7 separate regions of the Homo sapiens genome follow, and all the other regions are linked to region 1. A link is a contact called in ENCODE Hi-C or POLR2A ChIA-PET data. All regions are on one chromosome and are shown on one strand. Each heading gives the region's core, a stretch centred on a gene start or an enhancer-like site at or near the end of the contact. The rest is flanking DNA. Distances are from core to core; before and after follow the strand shown. Region 1 holds the start of JUNB (JunB proto-oncogene, AP-1 transcription factor subunit). Region 2 overlaps TECR (trans-2,3-enoyl-CoA reductase). Region 3 holds the start of DNAJB1 (DnaJ heat shock protein family (Hsp40) member B1). Region 4 holds the start of LDLR-AS1 (LDLR antisense RNA 1). Region 5 holds the start of ADGRE5 (adhesion G protein-coupled receptor E5). Region 6 holds the start of LINC01841 (long intergenic non-protein coding RNA 1841). Region 7 holds the start of SAMD1 (sterile alpha motif domain containing 1).

Region 1 (4,125 bases), core at 723-3,222:
CCTGACTCACATGAGTGAGTGGGGGGTGTTGGGGACGGAGCTCCAGATCTCCTGGCAGAAGGGAAGGGCACCCCACCCGAGGGAGGAGGCAGCCGCCGTTCCAGCCCGCCCAGGCGCCGGGGGCGCCTCGAGGCATCGGCCCGCCCTCTCCGCGCCCCGTCGGGCCGGGGGCGAAGTCCGACCCAGGCCCGCGGGCAGGCGGGGACCTGCCGGGCTGGGTTGGGCCAGGCCGGGCCTGGCAGGACGCAGCCCCAAAGCGGCGGGGTGGGGCGGGGCCGGGCCAGGCGGCCGTGGGGGCCCCGGGGGCGGCGGTCGGGGCTGGTCGGGACTAGCAGTCTGGGGGCCCAGGCGCGCCCTGGGACCTGGCAGATAGTCGGGTTCCCCGCTTCTGGCTCGGGGCCCCAGGACAGCGCTGGTCCCACCTCTTCCTGTGCCCTAATATGGGCGGCGGGGAGAGACTTCGGGGGCCGGCCCGCGCTCAGTCCTGCCCGCGGACTCCCGCCTGTTGCCATGGCGACCAGGCCCCGCTCCTCGGCTGCGTCCCCCGCCGTCGGGCCAATGGAACACTCCCCAAGCCGCCTGCCTCCGCGGTCCCCTGCAGGCACCGCGGGCGGAACCATTGCTTGAGGGGAGAGGATGGTGGCTGGAGGCTGCCGCGGCTGGGCGGGCTCCAAGCACCCGGGCCTCCGCGGGGGCTCGCACGCCCAGGTTCCTCTTCCGAGGCGCAGGATGCGGCGGGACCCAGGGCGGGGCGCACGGTCCCGTAGGATCCGAGTGACGGAGACAGGGCCGGGCTCCTTCCCCCGGGGCTGTTGCCACACTTCCTGCCTCTGCGCTCTTTCCCCAGCCTGTTTCTAAGGAAGGGAGTGGGGTTGGGCGACCGCGCCCCAGCCGTCGGGCTGGGTCCAGGCTCTAGGAGCCGACACGGTGTTGGGCAAAGCCCAGGGTCAATAGGGGAGGGTTTTAGGATGGGGGACAGAGAATACAGATGACTAAGAGGTTACCATCGAGGGGGAGCAGCAGTCGTGGAAGATCCAGCAGTCCTGGTGCGCGGGACCCTCAAGGCCCCCTCCTCACATGTCAACTGAGTACCCTCTTATTGTCTTCTCTGCTCCGAAGATGTGTCCGGCCCCTTCTAACTCTCTCCTTCATCCGGGCTAGCAGATGACCCCAGTGGTCCCCAATTTCTGGCAGACATGTCTCCATCTTCTACCTGGCATATTTTACCTGCCTCAGTGTACCCCAGGCCGCTTACTAGCTTTCTGCATATCTAGACTTCCCCTAATGCCTCCTTCCCGCTTACGGGAGAGCCTCAGACTCTGGACTCAGCTCCCATGAGCTCCTGGACCCCTACTCATTTCTTGCAATTTAATGGGTCATGCAGCTCCACCCACTCACCCCTTTTGATCTCTCCCCTCCTCCGTCCTGTGAAAATTCCAGTCCCGCATCCTTCTGAGCCCGGGACCCCCAGTCAATTCCTGGGTCAGGTGTCTCCTTAACCCTCCCGATTTACAGTGCTTAACCCTCATTTCTGCTTTTTGGGGTCTCCCAATGGATTGTCAGTCCTCCTACCCCTCTCGTATTCTGGGTACCTCAGGGGTTTCTTCGCACATACTGGGACCCTCACCCCACTTGCTGCGTACCAGGTCCTGGTATTTGTCCCAGTGGACTCCAGGGAAATCATCCTCCTCCCTGAAACCCCTCACTCATGTGCCTGGGCCCCCCAGCACCTCCTTCCATGCGTACCCCGAGGTCCTTTGAGCCCCTCCCCCTGCAGCCCCGCCGAGCCACCCGGCCCGTGGCCGCTGTTTACAAGGACACGCGCTTCCTGACAGTGACGCGAGCCGCCTCCTCCCCTTCCCCACGCTCGAGGAGGGGGGCGCGGGGGCCCGGCTCCGGCGACGGCCAATCGGAGCGCACTTCCGTGGCTGACTAGCGCGGTATAAAGGCGTGTGGCTCAGGCTGAGCGGCTGGGACCTTGAGAGCGGCCAGGCCAGCCTCGGAGCCAGCAGGGAGCTGGGAGCTGGGGGAAACGACGCCAGGAAAGCTATCGCGCCAGAGAGGGCGACGGGGGCTCGGGAAGCCTGACAGGGCTTTTGCGCACAGCTGCCGGCTGGCTGCTACCCGCCCGCGCCAGCCCCCGAGAACGCGCGACCAGGCACCCAGTCCGGTCACCGCAGCGGAGAGCTCGCCGCTCGCTGCAGCGAGGCCCGGAGCGGCCCCGCAGGGACCCTCCCCAGACCGCCTGGGCCGCCCGGATGTGCACTAAAATGGAACAGCCCTTCTACCACGACGACTCATACACAGCTACGGGATACGGCCGGGCCCCTGGTGGCCTCTCTCTACACGACTACAAACTCCTGAAACCGAGCCTGGCGGTCAACCTGGCCGACCCCTACCGGAGTCTCAAAGCGCCTGGGGCTCGCGGACCCGGCCCAGAGGGCGGCGGTGGCGGCAGCTACTTTTCTGGTCAGGGCTCGGACACCGGCGCGTCTCTCAAGCTCGCCTCTTCGGAGCTGGAACGCCTGATTGTCCCCAACAGCAACGGCGTGATCACGACGACGCCTACACCCCCGGGACAGTACTTTTACCCCCGCGGGGGTGGCAGCGGTGGAGGTGCAGGGGGCGCAGGGGGCGGCGTCACCGAGGAGCAGGAGGGCTTCGCCGACGGCTTTGTCAAAGCCCTGGACGATCTGCACAAGATGAACCACGTGACACCCCCCAACGTGTCCCTGGGCGCTACCGGGGGGCCCCCGGCTGGGCCCGGGGGCGTCTACGCCGGCCCGGAGCCACCTCCCGTTTACACCAACCTCAGCAGCTACTCCCCAGCCTCTGCGTCCTCGGGAGGCGCCGGGGCTGCCGTCGGGACCGGGAGCTCGTACCCGACGACCACCATCAGCTACCTCCCACACGCGCCGCCCTTCGCCGGTGGCCACCCGGCGCAGCTGGGCTTGGGCCGCGGCGCCTCCACCTTCAAGGAGGAACCGCAGACCGTGCCGGAGGCGCGCAGCCGGGACGCCACGCCGCCGGTGTCCCCCATCAACATGGAAGACCAAGAGCGCATCAAAGTGGAGCGCAAGCGGCTGCGGAACCGGCTGGCGGCCACCAAGTGCCGGAAGCGGAAGCTGGAGCGCATCGCGCGCCTGGAGGACAAGGTGAAGACGCTCAAGGCCGAGAACGCGGGGCTGTCGAGTACCGCCGGCCTCCTCCGGGAGCAGGTGGCCCAGCTCAAACAGAAGGTCATGACCCACGTCAGCAACGGCTGTCAGCTGCTGCTTGGGGTCAAGGGACACGCCTTCTGAACGTCCCCTGCCCCTTTACGGACACCCCCTCGCTTGGACGGCTGGGCACACGCCTCCCACTGGGGTCCAGGGAGCAGGCGGTGGGCACCCACCCTGGGACCTAGGGGCGCCGCAAACCACACTGGACTCCGGCCCTCCTACCCTGCGCCCAGTCCTTCCACCTCGACGTTTACAAGCCCCCCCTTCCACTTTTTTTTGTATGTTTTTTTTCTGCTGGAAACAGACTCGATTCATATTGAATATAATATATTTGTGTATTTAACAGGGAGGGGAAGAGGGGGCGATCGCGGCGGAGCTGGCCCCGCCGCCTGGTACTCAAGCCCGCGGGGACATTGGGAAGGGGACCCCCGCCCCCTGCCCTCCCCTCTCTGCACCGTACTGTGGAAAAGAAACACGCACTTAGTCTCTAAAGAGTTTATTTTAAGACGTGTTTGTGTTTGTGTGTGTTTGTTCTTTTTATTGAATCTATTTAAGTAAAAAAAAAATTGGTTCTTTATTAATTTCTGTTGTCTTTTTTTCCAAGCTGGGAGGGCGGGGGGAAAAAAAAAAGCACTGGTTTGCCCCCAGCTCAGTGCTGTTGGTGGCTCGGTCCTGTATGTGTCCCCCTCGTCGGTTCGGCGCAGGCATCTTGTGGTCCCAGCCCAGGAGTCCCACCCTTCCCGCGTCCCCAGATCTCCAGGGTTGGATGGTTGGGGCGCGGGACGCGGTCCAGGGACCCAGGAGCTGAAGGCAGGGTGCTCCGGCCGAGACTTGGAGTGCGCAGGCGCGTCCCCGCCCAGCCGCGCGCGCCGGGGCTTTCCCCGCTGACGCAGCGGAAGCGCTG
Region 2 (4,125 bases), core at 1,023-3,522, 1.8 Mb after region 1:
CTCACTGCAACCTCTGCCTCCCGGGTTCAAGCAGTTCTCCTGCCTCAGCCTCCCAAGGAGCTGGGACTACAGGCATGCGCCACCATGCCCAGCTAACTTTTGTATTTGTCATAGAGATGGGGTTTCACCATATTGGCCAGGCTAGTCTTGAACTCCTAGTCTTGAAGACCTTGTGATCTGCCCTCCTTGGCCCCCTAACCCGGCTAAGTTTTTAAAAGTTTTTGTAGAGATAAGGGTCTTACTATGTTGCCCAGCCTGGCCTCAAACTCTTGGGCTCAAGTGATCCTCCTGCCCTGGCCTCCCAAAGTGCTGGGATTACAGGCATGAGCCAGCGTACCTGACCTGCACTCAGCTTTTGGCCTCTTTATAAAATACTGTAGGCCAGGCGCAGTGGCTCACGCCTGTAATCCCAGCACTTAGGGAGGCTTAGGCGGGCAGATCACGAGGTCAGGAGTTTGAGACGAGCCTGACCAACATGGTGAAACCCCATCTCTACTAAAAATACAAAAATTAGCTGGGCATGGTGGCATGCACCCGTAATCCCAGCTACTCAGGAGGCTGAGGCAGGAGAATCACTGGAACTCGGCATGCGGAGGTTGCAGTGAGCCGAGATTGTGCCACTGCGCTCCAGCCTGGGCAACACAGTGAGACTCTGTCTCAAAAAAAAAAATAAAAAAAATAAACTATACACCTGCCCCCTTCAACTGCCACTCCCTGTCCCCTTTCCTTTCTTTCTTCTTTCCATGTCGCACGTCACCTTTGAACATATTACATATAGCGATTTATTTCATTGTCACTCTTTCTTTGCCAAGATGTGAGTTCCATGCGAGCAGGGATTTTTGTCTCTCCTTCTATAGCTGAACCCCACAGTCCTTAACAGGGCCTGGCATGTGTCAGTGAACAAACGAGCCTCAGTTTCCTTACCTGCAAAAGAGGATGAATACATTGTAAAGGAGATGATTCGTGTTGAGGATGAGCCTCCGTGCCTGGCTGGTTGTGAGTGGGCGGGTGGTGTTAGCTGCCGCCGCGTGTATAAAGCCTGCCACGTAGATCCCAGTCTAGGCTCTTTGGCAAGCTGAGCTCATGGGGGTGGACTAACCTGTCTGCTGGACTCGGGCAGTCGGGGGTTGGCCCGGATGAGCTCCTCCTGCTCCTCCAGTCAGTTTGTATCTGCAGGGCTCAGCCTCTGGCCCCCTTCCAGCTTCCTGGTCCGACAGCGCCTTCCTGCCCTGAGTTGGAGAGAGACCCAGGTGTCGTCCCCAACTGCCACCCAGCTGTGGGTGCAGGGATGCAGTTCTGGACCATCCCCTGGGGGTCTGGGACCTGGGGAGTTGAGTGTTTGGCCTTTACACTGGAGCTCCTTGAGGGCTGGCCCCAGCGGCCAGGAGTGTCAGTTTTTTGGTTTGTTTGTTTTTTAGATGGAGTCTTGCTCTGTTGCACATGCAGCAGTATAGTGGCGTGATCTCAGCTCACTGCAACCTTCACCTCCTGGGTTCATGCGATTCTCCTGTCTCAGCCTCCCCCGTAGCTGGGACTACAGGCCCGTACCACTATGCCCAGCTAATTTTTGTAGAGACAGGGTTTCACCATGTTAGCCAGGCTGGTGTCGAACTCCTGACCTCAGATGATCTGCCCACCTTGGCCTCCCAGAGTACTGGGATTACAGGCATGAACTACCACACCCGGCCGCTCCTTTTACTTATGAGGACACTCCTTTCTCTTATTAAGTCCACCTTAAATTCAGGATAATGTCATCTTAAGATCCTTAATTATATCTGCAAAGACACTATTTTTTTTTCTTTTTTTGATATGGAGTCTTGCTTTGTCACCCAGGCTGGAGTGCAGTGGTGCGATCTCGGCTCACTGCAACCTCCACCTCCCAGGTTCATAACGATTCTCCTGCCTCAGGCTCCTGAGTAGCTGGGATTACAGGCACCCACCACCACACCCAGCTAATTTTTTTGTATTTTTAGTAGAGATAGGGTTTCATCATGTTGGCCAGGCTACTCTCGAACTCCTGACCTCAGGTGATCCACCCACCTCGGCCTCCCAGAGTACTGGGATTACAGGCGTGAGCCACTGCACCTGGCCAATTATTATATTTTGTGTAGAGAAGGAGTTTTGACATGTTGCACAGGCTGCAGGAATTCCCTAATTCCTAAGCAGTCCCTGTGTTAGATGGTCTTGCAGGCACACCCATTTACTAGTTGGAGAAGCAGACAGGCAAGGCAGGTCTGACACCGCCCCCTGTGGCAGTGCCTCTCAGTCAGCATTGAGGACGCGCCCCTGCTTTTCTAGGCCCATTGGCTGTCTTAGCTAGTGACAGGAAAACATGCAGGAGGCATTGCCACAGCTGTAAACCCTGCCTGGGCCCCGCTGTGGTATGAGTTGCTGATAGACCTTTTGCTCTGGTACAGCCTGGCTGTGTGAGGCTGTGGGGCAGAGGCCAGCGGGCTGGGTCCTCAGGCCAGGCAGAGAGGCTCAGTTCTTGGTGTCTGCTGGAGGATCGCATCCAGGGTGGTGGGTTTTTTGTTTTTTTGTTTTTGTTTTTCTTTTGTTTGGTTTTACCCTTATTTCTTTATTTCTTCCTTTCTTCCTCTTTTTCTTTCCTTTCTCTCTCTCTCTCTCCCCCTCCCTCCCTCCCTCTCTCTCTCCCTCCCTCCCTCTCTCTCTCTCTCTCTCTCTCTCTTTCTCTCTTTTTTTTTTTTTGAGATGGAGTCTCGCTCTGTCGCCCAGGCTGGAGTGCAGTCAGTGGTGCAGTCATAACTCAGCCTTGACCTCCTGGGCTCAAGCAGTCCATCTACCTTGGCCTCCCAAAGTGCTGAGATTACAGGCATGAGCCACCGCGCCTGGCCTTTTTCTTTTCTTTCTTTCTTTCTTTCTTTTTTCTTTTTTTTTTTTTTTGAGATAGCGTGTCTTCTGTCCCCCAGGCTGGAGTGCAGTGGTGCAATGATAGGTCACTGCAGCCTTGACCTCCCGGGCTCAAGCAATCCTCCCAGTCTGGCCTCCCAAACTGCTGGGATTATAGGCGTGAGCCACCGTGCCCGGCCTGCCTTTTCCTTTCTCTGTTGCACATAGCCCTGCTCTCTAGGATGGAGGCATTATTTTATTGTAGGAGCTTTGGGCCTGAGCAAGCTGGGTGGACACTCACATGGGCACTTCCAGGCTACTTACCTTGGGCGAGGGCTTCCTCGTTCCCAAGCCCCAGTTTTCCAAGCCACGTAACAGGCATCACAGTCTTTTTCTTTTCTTTTCTTTTCTTTTTTTTTGAGAGGAGTCTCGTTCTGTCGCCCAGGCTGGAGTGCAGTGGCGCAATCTCTGGCTCACTGCAAGCTCCGCCTCCCGGGTTCACGCCATTCTCCTGCCTCAGCCTCCCGAGTAGCTGGGACTACAGGCACCCGCCACCATGCCCGGCTAACTTTTTTTGTACTTTTAGTAGAGACGGGGTTTCACTGTGTTAGCCAGGATGGTCTTGATCTCCTGACCTCGTGATCCACCCGCCTCGGCCTCCCAAAGTGCTGGGATTACAGGTGTGAGCCACTGCGCCCGGCCCAGTCTTTTTCTTATAGGGCCTGGGTGAGGCCTGGGTGGCAGTCTCAGCATAGTCCTAGGTACAGGGTGAGCATCTGATAGATGTCACGTCTGAATGAAACGGGCGAGATCAGCGTCGCTCTGGGTGGGCCAGTGCTCCTCGGAGGCCCTGAGGGCACAACCGCAGGGATGGGTGTAGGCTGTGGGTACCACTGAGAATGGGGGGCAGGCCCAGGGCTGAGACCCAGGTTCTCCAACTTCCCACTGTGTTTGTCTTGTGCCATATTCATCCTCTATGAATGGCTGTGGCTGCTCGCCCAAGCCAGGAGCTCGTGCGTCCGATGACCATCTTCCAAGGCTGGATTGCTACCTGCTCGCTCGGGGCTCTGCTGGATGGGAACAGCAGCTCCAGCTTCTCCGGGTCCCGGGCTACCGCTGCCTCTGCACCTGGCCCTGGCCTCGGATCCGAGAGCCCAGAGACATTGGCATTGAGACCCTGGCACCTCTCGTCTTGCCAGCACAGGTAGAAGACAGGAGCAGAGCGGTCCAGGGACCTGGGAGTGGGAGGTCAGCCACTCTCAGCCCTTCCTCCCC
Region 3 (4,125 bases), core at 1,164-3,663, 1.7 Mb after region 1:
GAATCCTTTCGGGGAAGATCACTTCAAACTCAATAATGAGGTCCCCACGTTTCTCGGGTGTTTTGGGGAGGGGGAGGCCTTCTCCAGGAACTTTTCGCCGCATGCCAGGCCTGATAACATCTTTGAATACGACGGGTATCGTCCTGCCGTCCAGAGTGGGGACGTTCACTGTGCAGCCACACAGAGCCTTGAAAAGCAAAAGGACAGCATTAGATGGAAGCTGGCTCAAGAGGCTCAGCTCTTGCCCAGAGGCCGTCTGCCATAGATAAGACCCATCAGGCCTCTGCAGCTAAGACCTGGCCCCCAAATCTACACGTCCCCACCACGAAAGCTCCACAACAGCGCCCTGGTCAGTCCTGTTCACTGTTGTGCCCCAAGCCTGGCACGCACCACACACCCCAACACATTGGTTCAGCAAATACTAAACTGCTTCAAAAAGCAGCCATCGCCCTCTACAGACACCGCCCCACCTGGCACCTTACCTCCCGGAGGCTGATCCTGGCAGGATAAATGACATCAGAGCCATCTCTCTTAAAGATATTGTGGGGCTTGTCCTTTAAAACAAAGACGATATCAGCTGGAATGTTGTTGGAGGTCTGGTCTCCTTCCTTGGGGAAAGTGATTTTGGTTCCTTCTTTCCACCCCTTCTTCACTTCGATGGTCAATATTTTGTCTTCGTTTCGAATGCTCTTTCCGTCGGGGTTTAGCCGCTTGTGGGAGATTTTCATCTTCTTGGTACAGCCGCTGTAGATCTCTTCAAGGGAGACTCGAAGGTCGTGGGTGACTGGGGGATCTTGCTTCTTTCGGGCGGGCTCTTGGGCAGAGCGGGAGCGGCCAAAGTTCACGTTGGTGAAGCCACCCATGCCCATAGGGAAGCCAGAGAATGGGTCATCAATGTCCATGCCTTCCTCCCCGTTCCGCTGCCCAAAAAAGGTGTCAAAGGGATTTCTGCCACCGAAGAACTCAGCAAACATGGCATGAGGGTCTCCATGGAATGTGTAGCTGAAAGAGGTACCATTGGCACCACCGCCGCTACCGCCACTGGGGCCACTCCCCTTTAGGCCTGAAAAGCAGATTTAGAAGCAGTCAGATGGCTGAACAGCAGACTCTCTCTCGAGCTTCCCTTACAGGGGGAAACAGCTTGGAAGCCATGGGGGAGGAACTTTTTTGTCTGTCAGGGGAGAGCAAGGAAGAACCCCAAGTTTCTACCTCTCACTGCCAACAGCAGAGACGCCCCCCTACCAACAGTATTTCCGCGTAGCCTGACAGTGGAAAAGGACTCATGCGGTTAGGTGTTCACCTCCAGGTGCCACCTAGGCCCTGCCACTCCTGGACTGACCCATCCTCCTGGCAACATCACCAAGAGATGGCTAAAGACACATGGTCCAGGGTCGGCTTTCGGTAAGTGTTTACTCTCAACGTTTTAGGGCTAATGGTGCGTAGGAAGAGAAGAAAAAAAAAAACAAAAATAAATAGGGAGTTTTTAAATCCTCACACATTAGCATTCACTGCCACCATCCTTGCACAAAAAGTCAGCTCCAGATCAAGCCCAGAAGCCAGCCTGAATCATCAACGGGCACAGGAACAAAAAGCCCTGCTCTCCTTACCCTCCGAGGCGGCCCCGCTCTCCGGACCTGGGCGGCCGCTGCCTCCTGCGTGCCCTGCCGGGGCCAGGTCATCACTTCCCGGGAATTATCCCAACCCAGCCCCCAAGCCCACGAACGGGGTCGGCTCCTGCATTCACAACCCCTCGCCCCGCAGCTGAGCCGGAGGCGCCGCCCCGCGGACCCCGGCGGCCGAGCCCAGGTGAGCCCGGGTCCGCAGCGGGCTCCGCCGCGCCGTCCCCGTCGTCACCCCCGGCTCCCCCACCCCCATGCACCGCACCCCGGGGCTGCTCGGGGCCGCGGGAGGAGGCGCCCGGGGAGGGGCAGCCCCAGACATGCTAGAAGCTTCTGGCCGAGCGGCTGGGCCAAGGCTCCTCCTCCCACCGCGCGGCCGCCAATCCGAGGGCGGAGGCCCGCGAGGCCGGAGGGCGGGGCAGCTCGGCCCCACGGCCCGGGGCGTCCTTCCCGGGGGGCCGCCGAGAGGGGCCAGCGTGCCTCAGTTTCCCTGTCTGTCAAAAGGCGGGGCCGCGCCCCTGGCCGCGAGCACACACCTTCCTCCCCGTAGCGGTCGAAGATCTCGCGCTTGCGCGGGTCGCTGAGCACGTCGTAGGCCTCAGCGATCTCCTTGAACTTCTCCTCGGCGCCGGGCTCCTTGTTCTTGTCCGGGTGGTAGCGCAGCGCCTGGCGGCGGTAGGCCCGCTTGATCTCCTCGTCCGACGCGCCGCGGGCCAGGCCCAACGTCTGGTAGTAGTCTTTACCCATGACCCCCTCCTGCGGCCCGCCGACCCGCTGTCGCCGTCCCCCGGCTCCGCCGCCGACCAGTCCCGGACTCTATATACCCGTCCGGCGGAAGCTTCCAGAGCCCGCCAGCCCCCTCCAGAACCTTCCGCCCCGCCCGCCCCCGCGGCGCCGGCCAATCGCCGCCGCCCTTTCAGCGACACGCGACATCCGGGGCGGGGCCTCGCCGTCAACGGCCGCCCGCGCGGGGCCACGCCCCCTCCCGCTCCGCCCTCGGCAACACCTCCCCGCGGCGCGCGCGCACAGGTCGGAGGAGGCCCCGCCCACCTTTCGGGACGAGCCAATCGCGACCTTCTTTCCCTCTCTACGCGGCCCCAGCTACCCTGCGTCCCGCCCTCCGCCTGGGTCAGTAGGTCGGGACCCACAGCGAACTTGCTGTTCCAGGAAGGGGTGGGGCCTGGGACTACCCAGTCCTTTCCCCGGGAGGCGATGAACCTGCTCGCCCTTGTCTCGTGGGGCCTGCGGTGGGCTCCCGCCCGGTGACGCCGGACGAACTACCTAACCTGTGTCTGCCTAACCCAGGGGCCCCCTTCTATCTACAACATGGCAATAAGAGAACCTATCAGGCCGGGCGCGGAGCCTCATGCCTGTAATCCCATCACTTCCTGAGGCCAAGACAGGAGGATCTCTTGAGCCTAGGAGTTGGAGACCAGCCTAGGCAACATAAGGAGACTCCGTTTCTATTTAAGATTAACAAACAGGCCGGGCGCGGTGGCTCACGCCTGTAATCCCAGCATTTTGGGAGGCCGAGGCGGGCGGATCACTTGAGGTCAGGAGTTCGAGACCAGCCTGGCCAACATGGTGAAACCCCATCTCTGCTAAAAATATAAAAATTACCCGGGCGTTGGTGGCACGAACCTGTAATCCCAGCTACTCAGGAGATTGAGGCCTGAGAATAGCTTGAATCGGGGAGGCGGAGGTTGCAGTGAGCCGAGATCCGGCCGTTGCACTCCAGCCTCGGCAACAGAGCGAGACTCCGTCTCATAAATAAATAAAATAAGTAAAATAAAGTAAAATGAACAAAAAACCCACCAGCGCTATTCTCCCAACCGTGGGGAGAAGGATTTTGGGACGGAAGACTGCCTCTGTTCTCACCTCCTAAAGCAAGGTGAGGATCTGGACGGAAGCGCATCTCCCAAGGTCCTCCCAGTCCCGCCTTCTTCCCTTTACTGCCCTCTCAAGATCACTTGCCGCTAAATTTGAAATTTATCTTGTCTCTTGGCTTTCAATGTGTCTTCCCTCCCAGTCTGACATCGCCACCTGGGCAGGGGCCAGGTCCTGTCTGCACTGGGTCCCCAGTGCCTGGAACGCAGTGAGAACCTCATAAATATTCCCCGTTCTTACACACGTGCTTCTTTTTCTTCCCCAACTACCTTTATAATTTGGGGGGACATAGGTGTGTCACACACCTTTCAAGGCCTCTGTTTCCTCAATTGTAGGCAACACGATCGCGTTTGGCTCTGAAAGTCTGGGGTGCCTCTGTCAAGGACAGAGCTGATGGGAAAAGGAGGCTCAGAAAGGGGTTCCACCTGGGAAGGGCCCAGGGAAGTGGGGGAGGTTCCTGGAAGAACTGCCTGGGAGGTCAGAGCCATGTAACACTGGCTCTGGAACCAGACAGCTGGGCTTCATTCCCAGCTCCAGCATTTCCCGGCTGGGTAACCTTGGGTTAGTTACTAGGCCTTTGCTGGCCTTAGCTTCCTCATCTGCACAATGAGGAATGAGG
Region 4 (4,125 bases), core at 838-3,337, 1.7 Mb before region 1:
CTTCTTTTTTTTTTTTTTTTTTTGAGACGGAGTCTCACTCTGTCGCCCAGGCTGGAGTACAGTGGCGCAATCTCGTCTCACTGCAAACTCCACCTCCCGGGTTCACGCCATTCTCCTGCCTCAGCCTCCCGAGTAGCTGGGACTACAGGCACCCGCCACCACGCCCGGCTAATTTTTTGTATTTTTTTTTAGTAGAGGTGGGGTTTCACTGTGTTATCCAGGATGGTCTTGATCTCCTGACCTCGTGATCCACCTGCCTCAGCCTCCCAAAGTGCTGGGATTACAGGCGTGAGCCACCATGCCCAGCCCGCTAATTATTTCAATTTGACCTTGACACTGAGCCTGCCAAGTAGGTTCAAGCATTTTGATGGCCCCTTTACAGGTTGGGAAAGCTAATTTATCTGTCCAAGGCCGAATTCTGAAACTGAGTCTTAACTGCCAAAAATTCTTATCATCAATTTCTTCTTCTGGGTTGGGCACAGTGGCTCATGCCTGTAAAGCCAGCAATTTGAGAGGCATCATGATGCAAGAGGAAGAGGATTGAGTGAAGCTAGGAGTTTGGGACCAGCCTGGGCAACATAGTGAGACCCCATCTATAAAAAAAAATTAAAAATTAGTTGGGCATGGTGGTGCACTCCTGTGGTCCTAGCTATTCAGGAGGCTGAGGTGGGAGGATTCCTTGAGCCCAGGGTTGACGCTGCAGAGAGCTGTGATCACGCCACTGCAGTCCAGCCTGAGTGACAGCTGGAAATAATGATAAATAAATAATAAATAATTATTTAAAAAATTATAATAAAAATAATTAAAAAATTATTTTCCCTGATTAATCTTTTTTTTTGTCCTTCTGAGAGTTCAATTTGTCCCTTTTCTGCCTGGTCTCCTAGGTTTCCCTAAAATCCTGCTGAGAGGTTAGCACTGCCTGCCAAAGTCAGTTTGCAAAATCCCAGAGAAATCCAGCTTATTCCTGGGGGAACCGCCAAGACTGCCCAGCCCTGTGTGGGGTTCAGGCAAGTTTCTCACATGTGCCTTTTTGGCAAGAGGCCTCTGGCAACCCCATGAGTCCCCAAAGAGACTCAATTCTAAAAGTTGGTCTCCACCAGCTCTCTGTGGCTTAGGGGTTCAAGTTCAACTGTGAAAGCCCTGTTTTGTTTTGATTTTGCTTTGAGGGAGAGGAAACCGCCCTTCTGTTTGTTCAACTCCTTCTCCTAAGGGGAGAAATCAATATTTACGTCCAGACTCCAGGTATCCGTACAATTGATTTTTCAGATGTTTATACTCAGCCAAAGGCGGGATCCCACAAAACAAAAAATATTTTTTTGGCTGTACTTTTGTGAAGATTTTATTTAAATTCCTGATTGATCAGTGTCTATTAGGTGATTTGGAATAACAATGTAAAAACAATATACAACGAAAGGAAGCTAAAAATCTATACACAATTCCTAGAAAGGAAAAGGCAAATATAGAAAGTGGCGGAAGTTCCCAACATTTTTAGTGTTTTCCTTTTGAGGCAGAGAGGACAATGGCATTAGGCTATTGGAGGATCTTGAAAGGCTGTTGTTATCCTTCTGTGGACAACAACAGCAAAATGTTAACAGTTAAACATCGAGAAATTTCAGGAGGATCTTTCAGAAGATGCGTTTCCAATTTTGAGGGGGCGTCAGCTCTTCACCGGAGACCCAAATACAACAAATCAAGTCGCCTGCCCTGGCGACACTTTCGAAGGACTGGAGTGGGAATCAGAGCTTCACGGGTTAAAAAGCCGATGTCACATCGGCCGTTCGAAACTCCTCCTCTTGCAGTGAGGTGAAGACATTTGAAAATCACCCCACTGCAAACTCCTCCCCCTGCTAGAAACCTCACATTGAAATGCTGTAAATGACGTGGGCCCCGAGTGCAATCGCGGGAAGCCAGGGTTTCCAGCTAGGACACAGCAGGTCGTGATCCGGGTCGGGACACTGCCTGGCAGAGGCTGCGAGCATGGGGCCCTGGGGCTGGAAATTGCGCTGGACCGTCGCCTTGCTCCTCGCCGCGGCGGGGACTGCAGGTAAGGCTTGCTCCAGGCGCCAGAATAGGTTGAGAGGGAGCCCCCGGGGGGCCCTTGGGAATTTATTTTTTTGGGTACAAATAATCACTCCATCCCTGGGAGACTTGTGGGGTAATGGCACGGGGTCCTTCCCAAACGGCTGGAGGGGGCGCTGGAGGGGGGCGCTGAGGGGAGCGCGAGGGTCGGGAGGAGTCTGAGGGATTTAAGGGAAACGGGGCACCGCTGTCCCCCAAGTCTCCACAGGGTGAGGGACCGCATCTTCTTTGAGACGGAGTCTAGCTCTGTCGCCCAGGATGGAGTGCAGTGGCACGATCTCAGCTCACTGCAACCTCCGCCTCCCGGGTTTAAGCGAGTCTCCTCTCTCAGCCTCCCGAATAGCTGGGATTACAGGCGCCCAACCACCACGCCCGCCTAATTTTTGTATTTTTAGTAGAGACGGGTTTTCACCATTTTGGCCAGGCTGGTCTCGAACCCCGACCTCAGGTGATCTGCCCAAAAGTGCTGGGATTACAGGCGTCAGCCACCGCGCCCGGCCGGGACCCTCTCTTCTAACTCGGAGCTGGGTGTGGGGACCTCCAGTCCTAAAACAAGGGATCACTCCCACCCCCGCCTTAAGTCCTTCTGGGGGCGAGGGCGACTGGAGACCCGGATGTCCAGCCTGGAGGTCACCGCGGGCTCAGGGGTCCCGATCCGCTTTGCGCGACCCCAGGGCGCCACTGCCATCCTGAGTTGGGTGCAGTCCCGGGATTCCGCCGCGTGCTCCGGGACGGGGGCCACCCCCTCCCGCCCCTGCCCCCGCCCCTTTGGCCCGCCCCCCGAATTCCATTGGGTGTAGTCCAACAGGCCACCCTCGAGCCACTCCCCTTGTCCAATGTGAGGCGGTGGAGGCGGAGGCGGGCGTCGGGAGGACGGGGCTTGTGTACGAGCGGGGCGGGGCTGGCGCGGAAGTCTGAGCCTCACCTTGTCCGGGGCGAGGCGGATGCAGGGGAGGCCTGGCGTTCCTCCGCGGTTCCTGTCACAAAGGCGACGACAAGTCCCGGGTCCCCGGAGCCGCCTCCGCGACATACACGAGTCGCCCTCCGTTATCCTGGGCCCTCCTGGCGAAGTCCCCGGTTTCCGCTGTGCTCTGTGGCGACACCTCCGTCCCCACCTTGTCCTGGGGGGCGCCCTCGCCCCACCAGCCCCGATCAAGTTCACAGAGGGGCCCCCGGCCACCCTCAAGGCCTCGGTTCCTTACGAGGTTGAAACGTTGCCTCAGAATCTCCCCGCCCCTCCTTGGTCTGCAGCCGAGATCTTCAGCCACGGTGGGGCAGCTATCCCCCGGGACCGACCCCCTGGGGTGGCCTCGCTTCTTCAGAGGCTGTGAATGGCTTCGGTTCAGCTGTCCAAGCGGCGATTTTTCCTCTGGGTGAAATGGATTAGATTTTAGATTTCCACAAGAGGCTGGTTAGTGCATGATCCTGAGTTAGAGCTTTTTAGGTGGCTTTAAATTAGTTGCAGAGAGACAGCCTCGCCCTAGACAACAGCTACATGGCCCTTTCCCTCCTGAGAACCAGCCTAGCCTAGAAAAGGATTGGGATTGCCTGATGAACACAAGGATTGCAGGAAACTTTTTTTTTAATTGGCAAGGGGGTTGGCTTTGACTGGATGGAGAGCTTTGAACTGCCTTGAAATTCACGCTGTAACTAACACACCAGTTTCCTCTGGGAGGCCAGAGAGGGAGGGAGGGTGTAATGAAATACGGATGATTGTTCTTTTATTTTTATTTACTTATTTATTTTTTAACTTTTTGTAGAGATGAGGTCTCGCTTGGTTGCTCAGGCTGGTCTTGAACTCCTGGCCTCAAGCGATCCTCCTACCTCAGCCTCCCAAAGTGTTGGGATTACAGGAGTGAGCCACCGCGCCCCACCGGGGATGATGATGATTGCAAACATTCTGCCACTCAGTTTTACAAAAGAAAGAGAGGCACTGGATTAATGTGTATCTCACTCACCAATCAACCTCTTCCTTAAGAGAAAATGTTAAGGAAGTCTTAGGCAAGGCCTTGTTTGTTCATCACTTTAGTTTCTCTCTCCCGGGAT
Region 5 (4,125 bases), core at 967-3,466, 1.6 Mb after region 1:
CCACAGGAGCCCAGGACAGGAAGGGGTAAATTCTAGGACTGGGGATGTTTGATTATTCCCAGGACAATAGTTCTGTGACTTCAGTGATTAGTGACTTTTTTTCCCCATCGCTGCAATCTCCCCCTTTGAACAATTGAACTATATTTTGCTTAGCATTCATCACTTCTGCATCTTGAATTTATTCATGTAACAAGGAGACTTGATTTCGGCATCCTCACTGAAAAACCCTCCTCATTGCCCCAAATAGTAGGGAAACCTAAAAATAAATGTGAATATAAGGAACTCAAAACCAAGTCCTTGAATTCTGGCTGGACACAGACGCCTGCTAAGCCTCAGGGTCACGGAGGCGCTAAAGACATGTTAGTGCCCAGTAGAGACTTTCCCCTGGGCTCATTGTAGGGACTCTGGGGCTGGGCTGCCCGCCTATGGATCTTCTCAGCTGGGTAGGTCACTTGTGCCTCAGTTTCCTCCTCTGTCAAATGGGAATGACAACATCATTGCAGATGTTTTGAGGAGTAAATGAGTTAAAATAGATTAAAAAAAAAACAAACTTATGACCAGGCCTGGTGCAGACTAAGTGCTCTATAAATAATAGCATTTTCTTGGCAGCATAGCGAGAGCTTGTCTTAAAAAAAAAAAAAAAAAAACTTAAGAAAAAACTAGCCAGGCGTGATGGTGCACAGCTGCAGTCCCAGCTCCTCAGGAGGCTGAGGCAGGAGGATCCTTTGAGCCCTGGAGTTTGAGGCTGCAGTGAGCTGTGATGGTGCCACTGCACTCCAGCCTGGGTGACAGAGTAAGATCTCTTAAAAATATATATAGCGTTTGTTTGTTTGTTTTTAGACAGTTTCACTCTTGTTGCCCAGGCTTGAGTGCAAGGGCACAATCTCAGCTCACCACAACCTCCGCCTCCTGGGTTCTATCAGTCCTCCTGCCTCAGCCTCCCAAGTAGCTGGGATTACAGGCATGTGCCGCCACACCCGGCTAATTTTGTATTTTTAGTAGAGACAGGGTTTCTCCATGTTGGTCAGGCTGAGTCTCGAACTCCCGACCTCAGGTGATCCACCCACCTCAGACTCCCAAAGTGCTGGGATTACAGGTGTGAGCCACCGCACCCAGCCAAAAAATAGCGTTTTAAAAAATTATGAGGTAGCTCAAGAGACAAGCTAATCATGTGATTTATCCAGAAAGGAAAGAACCCTCCTATCACATGATTCTCTGTTGATTAACGAAGAGGCCTCTGAAATATAAGTTTCCCACAGGGGGAAACTGGCTTAGAAAGATCAGAAAGATCCAGGAGGTCTGCTCTGTGCGGTGAAGCTTCTCTTCTTGGCACCTGCCTGGCATCGGAAGAGGGCCCCTTCTCCCTCCCTGGGCTTTTATGTGGACACTGTAATGCCTCAGTTTTCTTTCTTTCTTTTTGTTTTTGACACAGGATCTCACTCTATCACCCAAGCTGGAGTGCAGTGGCACCATCATAGCTCACTGCAGCCTCAAACTCCCCAGCTCGGGTGATTCTCCCCGCCTCAGCCTCCTGAGTAGTAGTAGCTGGGACTACAGATGTCTGCCACCAGCCTGGATTATTTATTTATTTATTTTGTAGAAACAAGAGTTTCGCCATGTTGCCCAGGCTGGTGTCAAACTCCTGAGCTCAAGCGATCCTCCTGCCTCGGCCTCCCAGAGTGCTGAGATCACAGGTGCGAGCCTCTGCACCCGACCTGTTTCCTCATCTGGAAAATGGCAGGGAAACGTTCTGCCAGCTGGGACGCAGGCTCTGCCAACTCTGGCATGCCAAAGCTCTGGGCACAGGGCGAGTCCCACCAGCGTGGGCGTCCAGAGCTATTTCTGACAAGACCCCTTTGCGCCTGCCCAGGGAAGAGCCAAGTGGCCCCAGGCAAGACCGCCCCGCCCGGCTGCCACACCTTCCCCTCAGAGCAGCCAGCCCCAACACAGAGGCCAAAGGGTTCGTCAGAGCCACATGGTGGAAACTCTAGCAGAGGGTTTTTGAAAGCAGGTTGCACTTCATTCTTACTGAGTGCACGTGTGTGTGTGTGTGTGTGTGTGTGTGTGTGTGTGTGTGTATGCAGCGCCCCTGGGTCTGTGTTTTTATTGCACTTTCCTGCTGGCTTCCAGCTGCACCGCCAGTTCCGGGGAGGGCCCTGGGCCAGCGGCTGTCCGCCCCCCCTCCTTCATAAAGTCCTGGCCTCGGGACAGCCTGCACAGCTGCCTAGCCTGTGGAGACGGGACAGCCCTGTCCCACTCACTCTTTCCCCTGCCGCTCCTGCCGGCAGCTCCAACCATGGGAGGCCGCGTCTTTCTCGGTAAGTACTTTGGGGCCCCGCTGGGAGGGGCGAGGAAGCTCCAGCGGGACCCCTTGGCTGCGTCTGAGAAACGGGAGGCGCCGCTGGTGTCTGTGGGGCCTGCGATAGAGGAAGCCACATGGTCAAGCAGGCACTCACGGGCACACGGCGAGAGGGGCTGGTGGTGCTTGGGCACCCCCACACCCCGGCAGGAACTCCAGGGTGCTCTTGGAGCCTGCTACCCTGCCTGGAGGGATCCTCAAGCTTTCTACTGGAGCCAGTCTGGCATCTGCTCCCTAAGAGGGGAAACTGAGGCACGGGGGAAGGAAAGGGGCAAAAAGTGAGTGCTGGGACCCTGAGAGCCGCTGTGCTTAATATAACGCATAGAAGGACATGGGCGGGGGTGGGGAAGCTAGAAGCCAGGACTTCTCCACTGCAAGGTACCCCCAATTTGTCCCTCGCAGTCTCAGCAGCAGGGGCAGCCCCCAGAGACCCCAGTTCTTGCTCCCCGCAGACCTGGCTGGGGCTCAGCTGCGGATCGAAGGGACTTTGCCTGGTTCTGGGTTTGAATTTGATTTTTGTTGTGACTTCCTGGGACTCCCTTTCCCGCCCCACCCAAGGTGACTGTAACGGTTATCAGGGTAGCTCGTTGCCTAAGCAACGGGGCAACAAAGAGAGTGAAGAAATGACATTTGGGGCAAAAACCAGAACTTCCTGGACCACAGGGACACAGCTTCCCTGGGCCAGCCCCAAGTGGCAGGTGTCAGCTCAGCACCCCGCCTTGGCTTGAGAGTGAGAGACAAGAGCCCACCTTGGGTTTCTTGGGGGCACACTTGTTGGGGGCAGTTGCCAAGACCTGGCTTCCCAAGGGTTCCACGCCCTGGCTGTCTGTGTCACCAGGGCCAAGTCAGAGAGCCTCTGCGCCTCACTTTTCTCATCTATAAAATGGAGCACAACCCGTCTCCGTCTTAGATTGTTTTAAGGGATGAGTGAGTTAGGACACAAACTATTCCTGGTTCACAGTAAGAATTAGGTAAACAGCATTTTAAAAGTGTTGGCTGGGCACAGTGGCTCACACCTGCAATCCCAGCACTTTGAGAGGCCGAGGCAGGTGGATCTCTTGAGCCCAGGGACTGGAGACTAGCCTGGGCAACACATCGAGACGTTGTCTCTACCAAAAACAAATTTTTTTTTTTTTTTTTGAGACAAAGTCTCGCTCTTGTCGCTCAGGCTGGAGTGCAATGGTGCAATCTCGGCTCACTGCAACCTCCGCCTCCTGGGTTCAAGCGATTCTCCTGCCTCGCCCCCATCCACCCCGAGTAGCTGGGATTATAGGTGCCTGCCACCATGCCCGGCTAGTTTTTTGTTTTAGTTTTTGTGTTTGTATTTTTAGTAGAGACGGGGTTTCACCATGATGGCCAGGCTGGTCTCAAACTCCTGACCTCAGGTGATTCACCCGCCTCCGCCTCCCAAAGTGCTGGGATTACAGGCATGAGCCACCGCGCCCAGCCAAAAAAAATTTTTTTTAATTAGTCGGGCTTGGTGGTGTGCGCCTGTAGTCCTAGTGGCTCAGGAGGCTGAGGTGGGAGGATCCCTTGAGCCCAGGAGGTTGAAGCTGCAGTGAGCTGTGTTTGCACCACTGCACTCCAGCCTGGGTGACAGAGCAAGATCCTATCTCAAAAAATAAATTAATAATAAGGCCGGGTGCAGTGGCTCACACCTGTAATCCCAGCACTTTGGTAGGCCCAGGCCAGCAGATCACCAGAGGTCAGGAGTTCGAGACCAGCCTGGCCAACATGGTGAAACTCTGTCTTTACTAAAAATACAA
Region 6 (4,125 bases), core at 556-3,055, 1.6 Mb after region 1:
GCGAGCAAGGGCAGGAGCCAGGAGACCAGGGCAGAGGAGTCTGCACTGGGCCAAGGGGGAGTTGATGGGGCCGGACCAGGTAGGGGCTGTGGAGGAGGTGAAAAGTGAGTAGATGCTGGATAGATTTTGAAAATAGAGCTCTCGGGATTTGCTGATACAATAGAGAGAGAGAGAAAGGGACAGGGGCAGAGATAGAGGCCAGGCATGGTGGCTCATGCCTGTAATCCCAGTACTTTGTGGGGCAGAGGCAGGAGGGTCACTGAAGCCTAGGAGTTCAAGACCAGCCTGGGCAACAAAGTGAGACCGGGGAAGGAGAAGGAAGGAAGGAAGGAAGGGAGGGAGGGAGGGAGGGAGGGAGGGAGGGAGGGAGGGAGGGGAGGAAGGAGAAAGAAAGGGAGGAGAGATAGAGATAGAGGAAAGAAAGAAAGAAGGAAGGAGAAGAAAGAGGGAAGGAAGGAAGGAAGGAAGGAAGAAATGGAGGGAGGGAGGGAAGGAAGGAAGGAGAAAGAAAGGGAGGAGAGACAGAGATAGATGAAAGAAAGAAGGAAGGAGAAGAAAGAAAGAGAGGGAAGGAAGGAAGGAAGGAAGGAAGGAGAGACAGAGAACGAAGAAAGAGAAGAAAGAAGGAAACAGAAAGAGAGAACAAAATAAAACAGAGACAGAGACATGGAGGACTCCAAGTATTTTGCCCCAAGAATCTGGGCCAAAAGAAAGGAAACAAGGTGGCCGGGCGCGGTGGCTCCCGCCTGTAATCCCAGCACTTTGGGAGGCCGAGGCGGGCGGATCACGAGGTCAGGAGATTGAGACCATCCTGGCTAACACGGTGAAACCCCGTCTCTACTAAAAATACAAAAAATTAGCCGGGCGTGGTGGGGGGCGCCTGTAGCCCCAGCTACTCGGGAGGCTGAGGCAGGAGAATGGCGTGAACCTGGGAGGCAGAGCTTGCAGTGAGCCGAGATCGCGCCACTGCACTCCAGCCTGGGTGACAGAGCAAGACTCCGTCTCAAAAAAAAAAGAAAAAAGAAAAAAAAGGAAGGAACAAGGCTCAGAGAGGTCCAAGGAGTTGCCCTGGCGGTCCGGGGCCACAGTGGCCTTCATCCCCAGCTGAGATGTGTCCCCAGTCTAAGGCCACTCAGAGCCAGGCACCTTCTCCGGCTGCCTCCCAATCCCCGCCCCCCGCTTCCGTCCCAGCACCCTCACCCCGCCCCCGGGCCCCTTTGTCCTCCTCTTCGTCTTATTTCCAGAATTTCTCCTCCCTAGGGAATCCAGTCCATGTGCTTTTGATTCCTTTGTCCTGAACTCATGCGGCATGAGCACCCCTGAAGCCTTATGTGGAAAAATTTGGAGGCTGGGGGTGGGGAGGGGGTCACATTCCTCCCGGGGGTACAGAGCTACGTCGGCATCTCCAGGGCCCCCCAGCAGCAAGCAGGCATCCTCCCAGGCCAGGCCAGACCGGACGCTGCCCAACACAGGCTTTCTTTGGGGCTTGGCCGGCGCCCGACTACAGCCCCGGCTCCAGCTGCCCTGCCTGTCCCCCGCCCCCACGCCTCCCGTCCCAACCTCCCACACGTTTCCTCCTAGAAGCCCAGACCCGTGGGACTTGGCCTCCCCCGCGCCTTCCCTCTCTACTCAGCTCTGCAGCTCCTGTAGGCCTCCTCCCCGGGTGATCACAGAAGGACCAGCTCACCTTAGCGGGACAGGCAGGGCATGGGCGTGGCCAGAGCCTCGGGCAGGCATCCCAGGCTCCCTGGTGTCTCTCTCATCCGCTGGCCTCTGTGCCCTCTTCTCTTCCCCACCCCCGCTCGTGGCCCCTCCTGCCTCTCCATCGCAAAGTCCCCAGAGGAGTCTCCTTAATCACTTGCTTTTGACTGAATCCTGACCACCTGGACCCTGATCTAGCTACTGAGGAGATAAAGTAACCAACACTTAAAAGCTAACCTTCAGGCATTCTGGGAGGCTGAGACTGACGGATCACTTGAGGTCAGGAGTTCAAGACCAGCCTGGCCAACAAGATGAAACCTCGTCTCTACTAAAAATACAAAAAAATTAGCTGGCGTAGTGGCGGATGCCTGTAATCCCAGCTACTGCGGAGGCTGAGGCAGGAGAATCGCTTGAACTTGGGAGGTGGAGATTGCAGTGAGCTGAGATCGTGCCACTGCACTCCAGCCTGGGCAACAAAGCAAGACTCCGTCTCAAAAAATAAAAATTAGCTGGGTGTGGGGCCGGGCTTGGTGGCTCAAGCCTGTAATCCCAGCACTTTGGGAGGCCGAGGCAGGCGGATCACCTGAGGTCAGAAGTTCAAGACCAGCCTGGCCAACATGGTGAAACCCCGTCTCTACTAAAAATACAAAAAAAAATTAGCCAGGCGTGGTGGCGCATGCCTGTAATTCCAGCTACTCGGGAGGCTGAGGCAGGAGAATCAGTTGAACCTGGGAGGCAGACGTTGCAGTGAGCCGAGATCATGCCACTGCACTCCAGCCTGGGTGACAGAGCGACACCCTGTCTTAAAAGAAAAAAAATAGCTGGCTGTGGTGGCATGTGACTGTAGTCCCAGCCACAAGGGAGGCTGAGGTGGGAGGATTGCTTGAGCCCGGGAGTTCAAGGCTGCAGTAAGCTATGACTGCACTGCTGCACTCCACCCTGGCTGAGACCTTGACTCAGCAACAATGAAAAAGTGACAGGGCCAGGACTTGACCCCTGACCATTTTGTTCTACAGCCTTTCATGGGAAAGACAGATGAGTTTTCGACCTTCCAGAGCCTTTGATCCAGAGGAGAGAGGCAGGAAATAGCAAATGGATAAGAATATGCCATTCGGTGACTAGGGCAATGGAGATTGCAAAAGATGGTGGCTGGGAAATGGGGCTTGTGTCGGGGGTCCCTGAGACCACCCTCAGGGTCAATAATTTGCTGAGATTGATAGATCCCAGAAAAGTGGTGTTACTCCCAGTTATGGTTTATTACAGTGAAAGTTACAGATGAAAATCAGCAAAGAGGCCAGGCTTGGTGGCTCATGCCTGTAACCCCAGCACTTTGGGAGGCCCAGACAGGCAGATCATTTGAGGTCATGAGTTCAAGACCAGCCTGACCAACATGGTGAAACCCCATCTCTACTAAAAATACAAAAATTAGCCAGGTGTGGCAGGGGGCTCCTGTAATCCCAGCTACTTGGGAGGCTGAGACAGGAGGATCACCTGGACCTGGGAGGCAGAGGTTGTAGCGAGCCGAGATCCTGCCATTGCACTCCAGTCTAAGCAACAAGAGCAAAACTCCATCTCGAAAAAAAAAAAAAAACTAGGAATACTAGAGGAGAGGAGGTGAGGCAGACAGGCTCCAAGACTCCTCCATGATTCCCACCTCCTGATGTCTGCACTCTGTGTGATCCCTCGAGTGTGAGCTGGACCCAATAACTTGCTTCTAACAATAGACTAGGACAATGTATGCCAGGAGCAGTGGCTCACGCCCATAATCTCAGCACTTTGGGAGGCTGAGACAGAGGGATCACTTGAGCCCAGGAGTTCAAGACCAGTCTGGGCAACATAGCAAGACCCCATCTCTATAAAAATTCAAGCATTAGCTGGGTGTGGTGGTGCACACCTGTAGTCCCAGCTACTCGGGAGGCTGAGGTGGGAGGATTGCTTGTGCTCAGGAGGTCAATGCTGCAGTGAGCTATGATTGTGCCACTGCACTCCAGCCTGGGTGACAGAGTGAGACCTTGTCTCTCTCATATATGTGTATATATATATACATATATTTTTTTTTTGAGATGGAGTCTCATTCTGTTGCCCAGGCTGGAGTGCAGTGCAGTGGTATGATCTCTACTCACTCCAACCTCCGCCTCCTGGGTTCAAGCGATTCTCGTGCGTCAGCCTTCCAAGTAGCTGGAATTACAGGTGTGCAGTATCACGACCTGCTAATTTTTTGTACTTTTAGCAGAGATGGGGTTTCACCATGTTGGCCAGGCTGGTCTCGAACTCCTGGTCTCAAGCAATCCACCTGCATCGGCTTCCCAAAGTGTTGGGATTACAGGTGTGAGCCACCGCGCCTGACCTATGTGTATATATATACATATCTATAGATAGATAGATAGATAGATAGATAGATAGATAGATAGATAGATTTAATGT
Region 7 (4,125 bases), core at 524-3,023, 1.3 Mb after region 1:
TGGGAAGGAAAAAAACACCTGTCTTTGGCTTTGTCTTCGGGCTGAGTTCCTCTCCACCTAGCACTCTTCCCCACCCAGAGGGATCCTTACCTGTTCCCCCTTCCTTGTTCATGGCTGCCATGGAGAACACCTGGCGGGTGCCGCTGCCCGGGGCTGGCCCCCGCCCTTCATCCTGGCCCTGGTGCGGTCCGCAGGGGGTCCACTCCTTGACCCTCTCCTTGGCACTCTGAGGTCCCCGCTCGCCGTTAAGCTGGTGGTGCTGGGCACCTGCAGGACGGTCACTCTCGGGCACTTCAGAGCCCTCTGACACATCATCTTCTTCATCTTCATCTTCATCATCATCTTCTTCCTCTTCTTTCTCAAGTACTCGCTCTTCTCCACCTCTCTGGAGCCGAGGAGAGAAGCATGCAAAATTAGTAGCTGTTCTAATCCCAGACCCTGACTGTGGCGTCCGGGCGGTGGGGAGGAGGAACCGATTCCACCTTTAAGAACAATACGGACTAACTTTTACGCATTCACTCCGTGCCAGGCTCTGTGTTAACTAAAGCCCTCGACAACCAAATCTTACTAAACTCGCTCAACAACCCCAAGGGGTCGCTACTGTTATTAAACCGCGTTTACAGCGGAGGAAACTGAGGCTCCGGGAGATTCAATCACTTGCCAAGGTCACCACGCACCGAGCCCGCAGGAAACGCGCGCAAAGCCCCAGCCACCCGCCACCCAGTTCCTCCCGGGACTCGCGCCCCCGCCACCAACTTCGCCCGCACCTGCCCACCGCGCGGCGCCCCCGCTCCCCGGCGCGCTCACCTTGCTGCGAGACGGGCGGGCGCTGGCGGCCGGCGGCGCCCGTCCGGGCCTGTCCCCGCGGGGCAGCGCAAGCGCTCCGAGACGGGTGCGCTCCAGACGGCCTCGAGCCGCCGCCTCCTCCTCCAGCAGCCCCTGCACGCGGCCGCGGGTTAGGCGACCGCCGGCGCCGCCGCTGCCCCCGAGGTAGCGCACGACTTCCCGCAGGCTCACGGGCCGCGCCGCGCCGCCGGCCCGCACCGCGCCCCCCTCCGGCGGCGGCTGTGGCTGCGGCGGCGGCGGCTGCTGCTGCTGTGGCGGCGCCGGCGGGGCCGGCGGGGTGGCTCCGCGCCGGGGCGGCTGGACGCGCGCCGCGTTGCGGTACGAGATGCTCCCCTTGTAGCTGACCCGGAGCACGGCGCGCTGCTGGATCAGTTTCTCGAGCTCGGCGCGCGTGCGCTCCGGCTCCGGGCCGTGCCGCCGCCGCACCATCCGGCAGATGCGCTCCAGGTCCGGCCGCGCCTTGCGCGAGCGCAGCGAGTCGATGGTGTCCAGGATCCACTCTTGGTAGTGCGGGGAAGCGGCGGACGACGAGGCGGCGGCCGCCGTGGTGGCGGCCGCCGCCGTCTCCGGCGGGGGTAGGGCCGGGGGCCCCGCCATGCCTCCCGCCCGGCCCGGCTGCACCGTGCGCGCTGCCTCCCTCCCAGCGCGGCGCCCCCCTCCCCGGCTCCCCTCCCTCCGCCGCTGCCCGCCTCCTCCGCCTCCCCCCCCGGGGGGCGCAGCGCCTCGGCGGAGCGGCGGCGGCGCTGCTGTTTCTTTGCAAAAAAAAAAAAAAAAAAAAGAGAGAGAGAGGGAGAGAGAGAGAGAGGAAAAAACAGTGAGAGAGAAAGAAAAGAGAGAAAAAAATATGCACACACTCACTCACTCGCACGCACGCACACACAGACCCGCTTCTGCTGGGCGCGCGCGGGGCCGGGGATGCGAGGGGGAGGAGGGGAGCGCGGCGCGGCCGGCCCCTCCCCGCCGCCGCCGCCGCCGCACGCGCGCCCTGCGCCCGGGACACTCCGGCCCCCCTTCCTTCCCTCCCTCCCTCCTCCCCGCCGCCCGCCTTCCTCCCTCCCACCCCCACGCGCCCGCTTTTAAGGTGGAGCCCGGGCCCCCCGCCCGCCCCCTTTACCCTGCGCTCTCGCTCACTCCGGCTCGCTCCGGCCCCCCCTTACAACTCCCGCGCGCTTTTTAAGGAGGCGCCGCGGAGTTGGCCCGGGGCGGGGGCGGGGGAAAGCGGCGGGCGGGGGAGGGGGAGGGGAGTGCCGGGGGGAGTGGAGAGGGGGCGGGCAGGGCGGGCGGGCGGCGCTCGGCCGCCCTCCAGCCATTGGGCGCGGGACCCAGACGTCCCCGGCGCCCAGCCCCCCTCTCCACGCCTCTCCAGCGCGCTCCGCTCTCGGGACCGCACTTACCGGGAACTCGCCGCCCGCGGGCCGGGGCTGCCGCGCTCGCAGGGTGCTGCGGGGACCCTCCTGCTGCCGCCGCCCCCGCGTCCCTCAGGCGCGCCTGGCCCGGCGCTGAGGATGCGGGAAGGGGGGCGCGCACCCTCTCCCCCTTCTACTCCCCCTGCCAGGGCCGCCCCCGCCGCCGCTCGGCCTCCTGGCGCGCCAGCCCCAGCGCCTCCCTAGAGCGCCCTCTCGGTCCCGGGCTGGACGCCGAGGGGGCGCGCCGCAGATTTGGGGACCCCGAATCTGGGGTCAAAGGGCAGTTTGACGCTCGTTTCTCCTGCGGGGCCGAAGGAGTGCCGGAATTTCAGCTAAACCCTGGTTACAAGGACTTCAAGCCAGGACCTGATCGGCCTGCACGCTGGGGTCCGAAATTCCCTTTCCAACCCCCTGGGGGTGTGTGGGTGGGTGATCGAAGTCGAGAACACCAGCGACACTTTTTTTTTAAACAAAACTTTATTGGTAATAGTTTTCAAATATGTTTACAACAGCACACTGTTCAAGAGGAAGTCTCGTCCTTCGCAGCACACAGGTTGAATCGCCCCCGCACCCACCCGGGGCCCCACCCCAGGCCTGAGAACTCCTCCTGGGATGGGGAGAAGTTATGAGAGGGGGAAATACGGGGATGAATGGGGTGGCTCCCCAGCGGCTCCCCACTTTTCTATTACGAGAGAAAAAAGCACAAATGAGAAAGTGGGGGAGAGGTGATGGACAGCTGACAGCTAAGCTGGAGGAGGGGCGCCCAGGATGGGGGAGGCGGAAGCTGGTGGGTGAGTAAAACAGGCAGCCCCTCCCCAGCAGCTCTAGCCTTGAACCCCGGGCCGTGGCTTGGGGGGACTTGGCCTCTTCTGTTCCCTTTTGCAGGGATGCCCTCCCCACTCAGCTGAGGGAAGGCTGGACGTTAAAATCTAGCGGAGAATAAAATTAAGGAGTTGGGGGGAAACGCTGCTGGGAGGAAAGACTTGGGCTTGGGGCTCCCCCTCTGTCTTTTTGGGGGATGACTCCTCTTTGGCAGGGAGAGGGGCAGCTGCTTTGTCTGGCTTTCAAAGCCCAAGGGTGAAGACAGGTCTGTTGGGGAAAAAGAGAGCGGAGGCTTCCTAAAGGGGCCTAGACCCTCGCAGGATTGGCAGAGAGGATTCCCCGGGGAGGGGCCCAGGGGAGATTAGCAGCGGGGAGGTTCAAACCCCAGCGCCTCCCTTTCCAAAGTCAGTCTGCTTCTCTTTAAAATGGATTTGAGGAATGGGGGGACATGGGAGGGGTGGGAGTAGAGGAAGGAGGGAGGGAGGCACTGGTGGAACTTAAATAAGATTTTAAATTGTTGTTTTTTTAAAAAAATTCTAGCAAGCAACCCACTGAACATGTCACTAAAAATCTCTCCTTCCCAGGCAGGATTACTCCGAAAGGAAGGTTGGCGCTTCGTTCATTTGCCCTTAGCAAGTGGGGCCTGTGGTTGGGTGGGATGGGGGTGTGGGTGGGGGCTGGAGTTAAGCGTGAGCCCCTCTTTCCATACCCTGTCCCTGGATACACCAGCAAGACCTGGTCTGACTGGAGTTGAGAAACTCGTTTAAAACAGGCAGAAGTGGGCTGGGAGGGCTGAGGGGCTGGGGGGCTGTGGGGAAAGAGGAAGGGAAAAGTGGGAGAGGGGGCAGGAGGGTGAAGGGGATGAGGGGGAGCAGCTGGTGTTTCTGTCCCTCTGATTATCTGGGCTTCCTGCTCCCCCTAACCCTGGAGGGTGGGGTGGGGGTGAAATTAGATGCAAGGAACTCTGGGGCCCTCTGGCTGTTCAATCCAACCCTCCCACCCCCCCGACCAAAAAAAAGAAAAAAGAAAAAAGAAAACCCATGGGGGCACA

The links. Hi-C counts contacts between places; a loop is a spot of excess contacts on that map. ChIA-PET counts read pairs that join two places held with the same protein, here RNA polymerase II (POLR2A). Pooled maps may share reads with other maps.
Region 2: a pooled map of gastrocnemius medialis shows a loop between it and region 1 (3-fold over the local background). The contact joins the enhancer-like site here to the promoter of JUNB in region 1. A Hi-C loop is called at or near these places in 1 of 50 pooled maps. POLR2A ChIA-PET finds 5 or more read pairs at or near these places in 2 of 52 experiments (T-cell and activated B cell).
Region 3: a loop to region 1 is called in a map of naive thymus-derived CD4-positive, alpha-beta T cell, with 38 times the contacts of the local background. The contact joins the promoter of DNAJB1 here to the promoter of JUNB in region 1. A Hi-C loop is called at or near these places in 1 of 168 maps with a recorded cell type or tissue (naive thymus-derived CD4-positive, alpha-beta T cell) and 11 of 50 pooled maps. POLR2A ChIA-PET finds 5 or more read pairs at or near these places in 2 of 52 experiments (CD4-positive, alpha-beta T cell and activated CD4-positive, alpha-beta T cell).
Region 4: a map of GM12878 shows a loop between it and region 1 (8-fold over the local background). The contact joins the promoter of LDLR-AS1 here to the promoter of JUNB in region 1. A Hi-C loop is called at or near these places in 2 of 168 maps with a recorded cell type or tissue (GM12878 and naive thymus-derived CD4-positive, alpha-beta T cell), 3 of 37 single-sample maps with no recorded cell type and 18 of 50 pooled maps.
Region 5: a map of CD8-positive, alpha-beta T cell shows a loop between it and region 1 (12-fold over the local background). The contact joins the promoter of ADGRE5 here to the promoter of JUNB in region 1. A Hi-C loop is called at or near these places in 1 of 168 maps with a recorded cell type or tissue (CD8-positive, alpha-beta T cell) and 8 of 50 pooled maps. POLR2A ChIA-PET finds 5 or more read pairs at or near these places in 5 of 52 experiments (H1, T-cell, activated B cell and 2 more).
Region 6: a map of naive thymus-derived CD4-positive, alpha-beta T cell shows a loop between it and region 1 (13-fold over the local background). The contact joins the promoter of LINC01841 here to the promoter of JUNB in region 1. A Hi-C loop is called at or near these places in 2 of 168 maps with a recorded cell type or tissue (both naive thymus-derived CD4-positive, alpha-beta T cell), 1 of 37 single-sample maps with no recorded cell type and 8 of 50 pooled maps. POLR2A ChIA-PET finds 5 or more read pairs at or near these places in 5 of 52 experiments (H1, T-cell, activated B cell and 1 more).
Region 7: a pooled map shows a loop between it and region 1 (5-fold over the local background). The contact joins the promoter of SAMD1 here to the promoter of JUNB in region 1. A Hi-C loop is called at or near these places in 1 of 37 single-sample maps with no recorded cell type and 9 of 50 pooled maps. POLR2A ChIA-PET finds 5 or more read pairs at or near these places in 1 of 52 experiments (CD4-positive, alpha-beta T cell).

Annotation. Positions count from the first base shown.
Region 1 is chr19:12,789,514-12,793,638 of GRCh38, forward strand. It overlaps JUNB (JunB proto-oncogene, AP-1 transcription factor subunit), which reads left to right and starts at 1,973. Exons shown (of 1, transcript NM_002229.3): 1 at 1,973-3,802. The coding sequence starts at 2,259. The coding sequence ends at 3,302. It also overlaps a transcript of HOOK2 not described here. RefSeq lists silencers at 82-851, 1,712-2,291, 2,662-2,771, 4,112-4,125, cis regulatory regions at 318-838, 1,678-2,232 and enhancers at 536-1,035, 1,336-1,947, 3,822-3,941, 3,836-4,125, 3,962-4,021.
Region 2 is chr19:14,549,284-14,553,408 of GRCh38, forward strand. The region is part of intron 1 of TECR (trans-2,3-enoyl-CoA reductase); the gene reads left to right. It also overlaps a transcript of DNAJB1 not described here. Among named protein-coding and RNA genes, the nearest start is that of NDUFB7, 21 kb to the right of the region's middle. RefSeq lists an enhancer at 2,398-2,897. Within about 2 kb of position 2,273, at least 23 of the 41 ENCODE cell types and tissues checked have a DNase peak (open chromatin) inside an H3K27ac peak, as active enhancers do.
Region 3 is chr19:14,515,984-14,520,108 of GRCh38, forward strand. DNAJB1 (DnaJ heat shock protein family (Hsp40) member B1) reads right to left here and starts at 2,414. Exons shown (of 3, transcript NM_006145.3): 1 at 2,156-2,414; 2 at 483-1,063; 3 at 1-187. The coding sequence starts at 2,366. RefSeq lists silencers at 1,696-2,265, 2,476-2,795 and an enhancer at 3,708-4,125.
Region 4 is chr19:11,087,572-11,091,696 of GRCh38, forward strand. LDLR-AS1 (LDLR antisense RNA 1) reads right to left here and starts at 2,088. Exons shown (of 1, transcript NR_163945.1): 1 at 1,497-2,088. It overlaps LDLR (low density lipoprotein receptor), which reads left to right and starts at 1,892. Exons shown (of 18, transcript NM_000527.5): 1 at 1,892-2,044. The coding sequence starts at 1,978. RefSeq lists enhancers at 2,146-2,741, 2,742-3,335, 3,053-3,232, 3,929-4,125 and a silencer at 2,723-2,982.
Region 5 is chr19:14,379,228-14,383,352 of GRCh38, forward strand. It overlaps ADGRE5 (adhesion G protein-coupled receptor E5), which reads left to right and starts at 2,217. Exons shown (of 20, transcript NM_078481.4): 1 at 2,217-2,318. The coding sequence starts at 2,297. RefSeq lists a silencer at 3,566-3,705.
Region 6 is chr19:14,362,185-14,366,309 of GRCh38, forward strand. LINC01841 (long intergenic non-protein coding RNA 1841) reads right to left here and starts at 1,806. Exons shown (of 4, transcript NR_134908.1): 1 at 1,688-1,806.
Region 7 is chr19:14,088,978-14,093,102 of GRCh38, forward strand. It overlaps SAMD1 (sterile alpha motif domain containing 1), which reads right to left and starts at 1,774. Exons shown (of 5, transcript NM_138352.3): 1 at 808-1,774; 2 at 91-385. The coding sequence starts at 1,443. It overlaps PRKACA (protein kinase cAMP-activated catalytic subunit alpha), which reads right to left. Exons shown (of 10, transcript NM_002730.4): 10 at 2,711-4,125. RefSeq lists an enhancer at 1-135 and silencers at 780-829, 1,130-1,389, 1,720-1,939, 2,080-2,129, 2,180-2,509.